2 separate regions of the Homo sapiens genome follow, and region 1 is linked to region 2. A link is a contact called in ENCODE Hi-C or POLR2A ChIA-PET data. All regions are on one chromosome and are shown on one strand. The core of a region is the stretch at or near the end of the contact, and the rest is flanking DNA. Distances in the headings are between cores, read along the strand shown. Region 1 overlaps FAM178B (family with sequence similarity 178 member B). Region 2 holds the start of ANKRD36 (ankyrin repeat domain 36).

Region 1 (4,162 bases), core at 1,593-4,092, 140 kb after region 2:
TAGTTCCAGCACTTTCGGAGGCCAGGGTGGGAGGATCACTTGAGCCCAGAAGTTTGAGACCAACCTGGGCAACATAGAAAGACCTCCACCTCTACAAAAAATAAAAAATTGCCTGGGCATTATGGCATGAATCTGTAGTTGTAGCTACACAAGAGGCTAAGTTAAGGCAGGAGGATTGCTTGAGGCCAAGAGTTCTAGGCTGCAGTGAGCTATGATCACACCACTGCACTCCAGCCTGGGTGACAGAGCAAGACCTCATCTCCAAAATTCTTTTTAAAATTAAATTTTAAATTACATAAGGAGACCGGACACAGTGGCTCACACCTGTAATCCCAGCACTTTGGGAGGCCGAGGTGGGAGGATCACTTGAGCTCAGGAGTTCTAAACCAGCCTGGGCAACATGGTGAAACCCTGTCTCTACTCAAAATACAAAAATTAGCTGGGTGTGGTGGTGCATGCCTGTAATCCCAGCTACTTGGGAAGCTGAGGCATGAGAATTGCTTAAAACGGGGAGGCGGAGGTTGCAGTGAGCCAAGATTGCGCACTACTGCACTCCAGCCTGGGTGACAGAGAGAGACTCTGTCTCAAAAAAACAAACAAAAAAACCCCACAAAGAAACACCATTACACGCTGACTAGAATGGCAAACATTTAAGATACCAGCAATCTCAAGTATTGACAAGGATGGAACAGGAGAATTCTGACATGTGGCTAGTAGGAGGATAAAACTTTAAAACTGTTTAGCCCTATCTACTATAATGGACATACCTATTCCCTGTGACCCATCAATATGATATGTAGGTACATTCTCAACAGAAATGTGACTCAGTGCAATCCCGACTCACGTCAGTCAGAATGGCTGTTACTCAAAAGTCAAAAAATAGCAAATGTTGGTGAGGATGCAGAGAAAAGGGAACACTTATACACAGTTGGTGGGAATGTAAATTAGTCAAACCTTTATGTGAAACAGTATGGAGATTTCTCAAAGAACTAAAAACAGAACTACCATTCAACCCACCAATCCCACTACTGGGTATCTTCCTGAAGGAAGATAAATTGTTATATCAAAACGACACTTGCACTCATATGTTTATCACAGCACTAGTCACAATAGCAAAGTTATGGAATCAACCTAAGTGTCCATCAACAGATGATTGGATAAAGAAAATGTGATATAGGATGGGTGCAGTGGCTCATGCCTGTAATTCCAGCACTTTGGAAGGCTAAGGCGGGCAGATTACTTGAGGTCAGGAGTTTGAGACCAGCTTGGCCAACATGATGAAACCCCGTCTCTACTAATAAAGTACAAAAATTGAGGTTGCAGTGAGTGAAGATCGTACCACTGCACTCCAGCCTGGATGACAGAGTGCGACTCTGTCTCAGGAAAAAAAAAAAAAAAAAAATGCCTGGGCGCAGTGGCTCACGCCTGTAATCCCAGCACTTTGGGAGGCTGAGGCAGGCAGATCACGAGGTCAGGAGATGGAGACCATCCTGGCCAACGTGGTGAAACCCCATCTCTACTAAAATACAAAAAATTAGCCAGGCATGGTGGTGTGTGTCTGTAGTCCCAGCTACTCAGGAGGCTGAGGCAGGGGAATTGCTTAAACCTGGGAGGTGGAGGTTGCAGTGAGCTGAGATCACACCACTGCACTCCAGCCTGGCAACAGAGCAAGACTCTGTTTCAAAAAAAAAAAAAAAAAAAAAGTGATACATACACCATAGAATACTATGCAGCCATAAAAAAGAATGAAATCGGCCGGGTGCAGTGGCTCACACCTGTAATCCCAGCACTTTGAGAGGCCGAGGCGGGCGGATCACGAGGTCAGGAGATGGAGACCATCCTGGCTAACATGGTGAAACCCCGTCCCTGCTAAAAATACGAAAAAATTAGCCGGGCGTGGTGGCGGGCGCCTGTAATTCCAGCTACTCGGGAGGCTGAGGTAGGAGAATGGCGTGAACCTGGGAGGCAGAGCTTGCAGTGAGCCAAGATGACGCCGCTGCACTCCAGCCTGGTGACAAAGTGAGACTCCGTCTCAAAAAAAAAAAAAAAGAAGAAATCATATCTCTTGTAGCAACAAGGATGGAGCTGGAGGCCTGTATCCTACATGAAATAACTCAGAAACAGAAAGTCAAATACCACATATTCTCACTTACAAGTGGAACTAAACACTGGGTGTACTTGGATGTACAGAAGGAAGCCACAGACACTGGGGACTCCAAAAGTGGGGAGGTTGAAAGCGGGGTGAGGATTGAAAAATTACCTGTTGAGTATAATGTTCACTATTCAGGTGATGGGCACACTAAAAGCCGAAACCTCACCAGTATGCAGTATATTCATGTAACAAACATGCACATGTACCCTCTGAATCTATTTTTTTAAAAATGTGTGTGTGATTTTGTGTATGTAAAAGTCAAGGAAGATGATGTTCATAGAAGCATTCAAACATTTGGTATGGTGCATGTCAATGTATAGTAGTGCCAAACACCTAATTTTCTGAGAATCCATTCTGCATCAGGCCATGGGCTGAGTGCTAGGATGCTGAGATGAGACGACTTCCGTGCACTAAGGTGAGGAAAGAAGAGAACTGAGTCATCAGTGTGGAGAAGACGCATGTGAGGATGAAGAGGAATAGTTGAGAAGTTGTGTCATTTTTTTTCCGTTAGCAATGACGTTTTCTCCTCTGATGGACTTCAAAGTGCTCCCTCTTGCCGGTCGCCCCCCTCCCCCGCCCGCCCCACCCTCCAGCGATGAACTGCTGAACTTGCAGAAACCCTTGCAGAGTGCCCTGGGCTTCGTGATCTTGAGAAGCAGCCAAAACTGGAACAGCAAAAACCGTCAACGCTGGAGTAGAACAAAGGCCGGTATTATGCGTCCTAAACTTAGTGGGCTCTTACATTGTTAGGATGACACAGAAAGCACTTGTGCTCAGAAAAGAAACTGATCTAAAAAGGAGGAAATATCCTTCCCTCCTTCCCCCTCCCCCATTGCGTGCAGCCTTTGCTGTATGGAATTCTTCTTGGTGCATCAGCAGTTTCTGCTGCTTCTCCTATTTTATTCTTACCATCCCTATGGACTTTGCAACACTAAAACGTTTGCTTGGTTTAGTTGGTAGAGTTTTCTTGTCTTTGGCAAATGTTCCAGACTCATCTGAGATCCCTAAGTAAAAGTTTGTTTAAAGAGCAATTTTAATTCTTGACCCTCCCCACCAAAAAAAAAAAAAAAAAATTCCCAAAAGGCACGGTCGTTCACGTTTTTCTTTTTGTTGTTGTTTTTCTTTTTTTTTTTTTTTTTTTGAGACGGAGTCTCGCTCTGTCGCCCAGGCCAGAGTGCAGTGGTGTGATCTCGGCTCACTGCAACCTCCACCTCCCGGGTTCAAGCAATTATCCTACCTCGGCCTGCTGAATAGCGGGGATTACAGGCTCATGCCACCACGCCTGGCTAATTTTTGTATTTTCTTTACTTTTTTTTTTTTTTTTTTTTTTTGAGACAGAGTCTTGCTCTGTCACCCAGGCTGGAGTGCAGTGGCGTGATCTTGGCTCACTGCAACCTCTGCCTCCCGGGTTCAAGCAATTCTCCTGCTTCAGCGTCCCGAGTAGCTGGGACTCCAGGTGCCTGCCACCACGCCCAGCTAATTTTTGTATTTTTAGTACAGACAGGGTTTCCCCATGTTGGCCAGTCTGGTCTCAAACTCCTGACCTCAGGTGATCCACTCACCTTGGCCTCCCAAAGTGCTGGGGATTACAGGTGTGAACCACTGTGCCCAGCCCACATCGAGTTTCTCTAGAAGGTTTTATGTGTTTATTTATTTTATTTTATTTTATTTATTTTTTGAAAATGAGTCTCCCTTTGTTGTCCAGGCCAGAGTGCAGTGGCATGATCTTAGCTCACTACAACCTCCGCCTCCCAGGTTCAAGCAATTCTCCTGCCTCAGCCTCCTGAGTAGCTGGGACTACAGGCACCCACCACCATACCTGGCTAATTTTTTTTGTATTTTTAGTAAAGATGGGGTTTCGCCATGTTGGCCAGGCTGGTCTTGAACTCCTGACCTCAAGTGATTTGCCCGCCTTGGCCTCCCAAAGTACTGAGATTACAGGCGTGAGCCACCATGCCTAGCCCTGTTTTCACTTTTTGACTATTATGAATAATGCTGCTGTGGATATTT
Region 2 (4,329 bases), core at 576-3,075:
GGAAATTAACAGCACATTTTCATATCTAGAAAGGCAAGTCTTTTTTGACTCCATTTCAAAAGTTTTCTTGATGTCGTCACAATAGTAAAAGACAGCATGAGTAATTCAAAAATGTTAACACTTTGATAACTTTATTTGGATTATGTAAAATTTATAAACACAGAAAGAGCTCAGAACTTTAGAAAAATGTGTCTTTCTATTCAAGAACACAGACCATCTTCCCACTTCAAAGTTTCCCTCTAAGGTCCCTCAGTGAAAACCAAATTGACATAGGTGTCCATTGATATCAAATAAATATTGGATTTTTATCCAAAGAATTTTTAGCCAGGAAGTTGATATATTATGGAAATGATTTCTCTCATTATGCACCTTTCCATAATGTATGTAACATTATGCTTTAAAATGTGCACGTTAAAAATAAAACGCTGTACATGCTGAATTTTATTAGTGAAATCACTTTAAAATGATTTATAAAGAAGCAGCATGGTGAGTGATTGGAAACCAGCTGAAGTTTTGTTTTTGTTTTGCTGCTTGTGAAAATGACCTGGGTGCTCGCCCCCGCCAAGGTTTCCACATCCCAGGTGCGGCTGAGCCTGCCAGGAAAGAAAGTCCAGCCCCTTTGGTGACAGGACTCGCCCCCCTCACCTCTGCACCCCTTTCCCCCACCCCATTCACCCCCACCCCTCACCCCCACCTCCAGTCCTCTATCCCATTGAACCCTCACCCCATCTCCCCACCCCACACCGTCCACGCCCCTACCCCCCAAGCCTTCATTCCGTCCACCTCAGCCCATTCACGCCCCCACCCCATGCACCCCCTACTCCCCACTCCCATCCCCCAACTCACTCCACACCCCGCCACCCCATATACCGCCACTCCCCAGGCCCCGCTCCACTCACTCCCACCCCAGCCGGGCACCCCCTAGCCCCCGTCCAAACCCCGAGCCCCGGACCATCCGCCCCGCAGCCCTCAGCCTGGAAAGGGGTACTTCTCCACATCCACAGGCCTCCTCCCGCAGCCCCGGCTCCCGGCCCCCATTACCTTTCCTTCCTGTCTCTCTTATTGGCGTCATAATACGTGAGCAGAAGGTACTTCAGTTTCTCTAGATTACCATGTAAGACAGCTCTGTGGATCCTCTTCAGATGATACGGTTTAATGGGGTATTGGGGAAATGCGAAGCCATCCGAGCACAAGCGCTCCATGAGGGTGGGCCACCTCTCCCGCTTGCCGTCTTCCATAATCGTCGGCTGCAAATTGTAGCCTGCAGCCGTATTTCAGCTCGCCTTCGGGGATCGCCGCCTCCGAAGAGCAACAACGAGCAAAGCAGTCTGTCCACGGACCTCCGCACAGACTCTCAGCGCCTCCCGCCTCTCAGCAGAAACGCCCAACAGAAGGGTTAGAACCAGCGAGCACGCGCACCTTAGCCGGCCCTGCCCAACAGGCCCGAGGCAGAGAAACCGCCCTAGCAGCTCTCGCGCGCCCAGTGCAGGCGGCGGTTGCTGCGGAGGTGCCGCGGGAGGGCGGGGCTCCCTGGAGCGCGAGGCGCGCCCTGCCCCAGGGCCTGTTTAACTGTCGCCCGCGCGCTCTTCTCTTCCACAGGCTCCCGACGCTCGGAGTCCCCCGCGCTGGGCCCTCTGCAGCCCAGGGATGGGGTTGAGTGGTGCTTCTCCGCCTGGTGCCACCGCTGGGCCCACAGCCCCACTTCGCCACTGCGTCGCCCCCGGGGTCCGCGCTGATGGGTGCGAGGCGGGAGGACGGGATCCGGGGTTGCCACAGCTGCAGCCAGCGCACCACTTGTAGGCGGCACTGCAGCTCGGGCTCCGGCGGGGGCTGGCGGGGCTCCCGTGGGATGGCCTCCTGGGCCCTGAGTGCGCCCCCATCCGGCCGGAGGGTGCGCGCCTCCTGCACCCCCGGCGGAAGCCCATGCCCGGCGCTCCTGCCGCAGACTGCCTGACTTGCCGCGGCCAGGCTGGCCCCGGGGTCCGCGCGGCTGGAGGCGCAGGCCTGGTCGGGGATTCCCAATCCTCGGGGACCCCTGCTCCATGTGCTGGTGGCGGCTGCAGCTGCAGCGCCCGTGGGCTGACGTGGCTTCCCGGAGCTGCGGCCGGCCGCGCCCAAGGGCCCCACAGGCTGCGCTGCCCTTGCCAGCTGCTCCTGACCCGCGCCCAGAGCGCAGGACCTGACGCTTGGCACTCTGCAGCCACGGGGATGAGGCTGAGCGCCTGTTTTCGGCCTCGTGGCGCCGCTGGGGCCACAGCCTGACTTCACCACCCTGTCGCCCGAGTCCTGTGATGGGCAGGTGTGAGGAGGGGCAATCGGGGTTCCCAAGGCTGCTGCCTGCATGCCACTCCGTGAGGAAGTTGAAATACGTGATCTCTAAGATTCCTCCCAGTTCTTCACCTCATGAGACAAATATAAATCAAGTAACATTCGCTATTGTGATTAGAAAAGCTGCATTTACACACGTTAGCCACTAGATGGGGACGTGCGATTGTTACAATGCTGAAGGTTTCCCGTATTTCTTTATTTTTTATTTGGCCGCTAGAGGGCACGCCTGCACTGCACTTAAAGCTGACTATTAAGGAAAGACAAAGGAATTCTTGGATTTTTCCATTTTCCTCATCACCTGTGCTTATCAGAGAATTCCAGGGGCAAGCTACCCTTTCCAATTCATCACTAATTTATAAACAAAATTCTAAGGAGTAAGGAATGCTTCTTACTTACTTCCTATAACATATTTAAGAATGAACGCTCAAAATAAAAGTAATTTATTTAAAACGTGTTGAGTAATTATAACTGCAAAATTTTTGCTCATGTTTTTCATATGCTGTTCATTTGCAAATTATTAGAAATCTACATATTCTGTTCATCTCAGCATTATTTATAACAGGGAAAAATTAGACACTAGCCAAAAATCTAAAAACAGGGAACAGTAAGGAAAAAACAAATGGTTCTTTTAATCATCATCACTAAAAGTGCTTGTGACTTAAAATAATGACATAAAAGATGCTTCTACGTTGTTGAGTAAAACATCAAGATAAATTTAAAATTCTATTTCAAGCTTAACTATATTCATTTAAAAAGAGAAAAATTTTAGAGGGTTTATCTTGTTGGATTATCAGATGTTATTTTTCTCTTTTTAATGCCATATACTTTTCAAATTTTCAGTGGGCTGGTATTACTTTTGTATTTAAAAAAGAAAAATATAAGGAAAAAGAAACCTGTCACACACTTTTTAGTGGATTTTACTGATCAGTCATCTCTGTATTTCTGGCATCAGCAAACTGAGCCAGAAACTCAGTGCCTCCCATTTCTTTCTTTTTTTTTTTTTTTTTAGACGGAGTCTTGCTCTGTCGCCCAGGCTAGAGTTCAGTGGCTCAAACTTGGCTCGCTGCAACCTCTGCCTCCCAGGTTCAAGTGATTCTTCTGCCTCAGCCTCCCAATTAGCTGGGATGACAGGTGCCCACCACCGCACCCGGCTAATTTTTCTATTTTAGTAGAAACAGGGTTTCACCATCTTGACCAGGCTGGTCTCGACTCCTGACCTTGTGATCCACTGGCCTCGGCCTCCCAAAGTGCTGGGATTAACAGACCTGAGCCACCGCGCCAGGCCAAGTGCCTCCCATTTCTTGTATTTACCTTTAAAACTCCTGCAATGAAGGACTCCCTCCTCCCTCATCTAACCTATTATGTGTGTGGTGAGTTCTGACTATGATATCATTCCTGATGTGAAACCGAAGTCTCTCTCTTCTAAGTCCATCCATTGGTTCAGTTCTGTCTTCTGACAGAGTCCACGCCAGACTTCACATTTCTCCCAATCGTCTTTGTCCTACAAGGGCTTTCTATTCTTCAAGCTAAAGAGATACCAGTGATTCCATTCGTTCATTCAGTTAACGTTTAGGGGCCACATCTTGTGCTATGTCCTGAGATTTGCCAATGAGCAGAGCTCAGAGTATTGAAAAGACAAACACATACACCAGGCATTTTACTATGCTGTGTTGTGTGCATGACAGGAGCACACAGGGCATCCAGGCACCAGTGAGAAGGGCCATTCACCAGACTTGAGAGGTCAGCAAGGGTGCTCTGAGGAAACACCTTCTAAACTGAGAGCTGGAAAGAGTGAGACAGGAAAGCAGTAAGAGGTAGCGTTCTGAGGAGGAAATCTCCGAGGTGGGACAGGGATGCGTGTGGAGAGAATGCCCTTCCCATCCCCACTCTTCATGAAGTCTCTACTCTGTCAGGGTCTCTCTGCCCTGTGAGCTGCTTGAGGACAAAGACTGTTTTATAAAAATTTTTATTTCCTCCCTCTGTCTTCCTTAAACACCTAGC

The links. Hi-C counts contacts between places; a loop is a spot of excess contacts on that map. ChIA-PET counts read pairs that join two places held with the same protein, here RNA polymerase II (POLR2A). Pooled maps may share reads with other maps.
Region 1: a pooled map shows a loop between it and region 2 (5-fold over the local background). The contact joins the enhancer-like site here to the promoter of ANKRD36 in region 2. A Hi-C loop is called at or near these places in 18 of 168 maps with a recorded cell type or tissue (A673, CD4-positive, alpha-beta T cell, CD4-positive, alpha-beta memory T cell and 12 more), 27 of 37 single-sample maps with no recorded cell type and 26 of 50 pooled maps. POLR2A ChIA-PET finds 5 or more read pairs at or near these places in 11 of 52 experiments (AG04450, CD4-positive, alpha-beta T cell, CD4-positive, alpha-beta memory T cell and 7 more).

The regions. Positions count from the first base shown.
Region 1 is chr2:96,976,516-96,980,677 of GRCh38, reverse strand. The region is part of intron 1 of FAM178B (family with sequence similarity 178 member B); the gene reads left to right. Among named protein-coding and RNA genes, the nearest start is that of FAM178B, 8.0 kb to the left of the region's middle. Within about 2 kb of position 2,842, at least 2 of the 41 ENCODE cell types and tissues checked have a DNase peak (open chromatin) inside an H3K27ac peak, as active enhancers do; they include dorsolateral prefrontal cortex, where a contact is called at or near this core.
Region 2 is chr2:97,110,649-97,114,977 of GRCh38, reverse strand. ANKRD36 (ankyrin repeat domain 36) reads right to left here and starts at 1,825. Exons shown (of 76, transcript NM_001354587.1): 1 at 1,042-1,825. The coding sequence starts at 1,238. RefSeq lists enhancers at 1,086-1,315, 2,276-2,375 and silencers at 1,436-1,565, 1,646-2,025.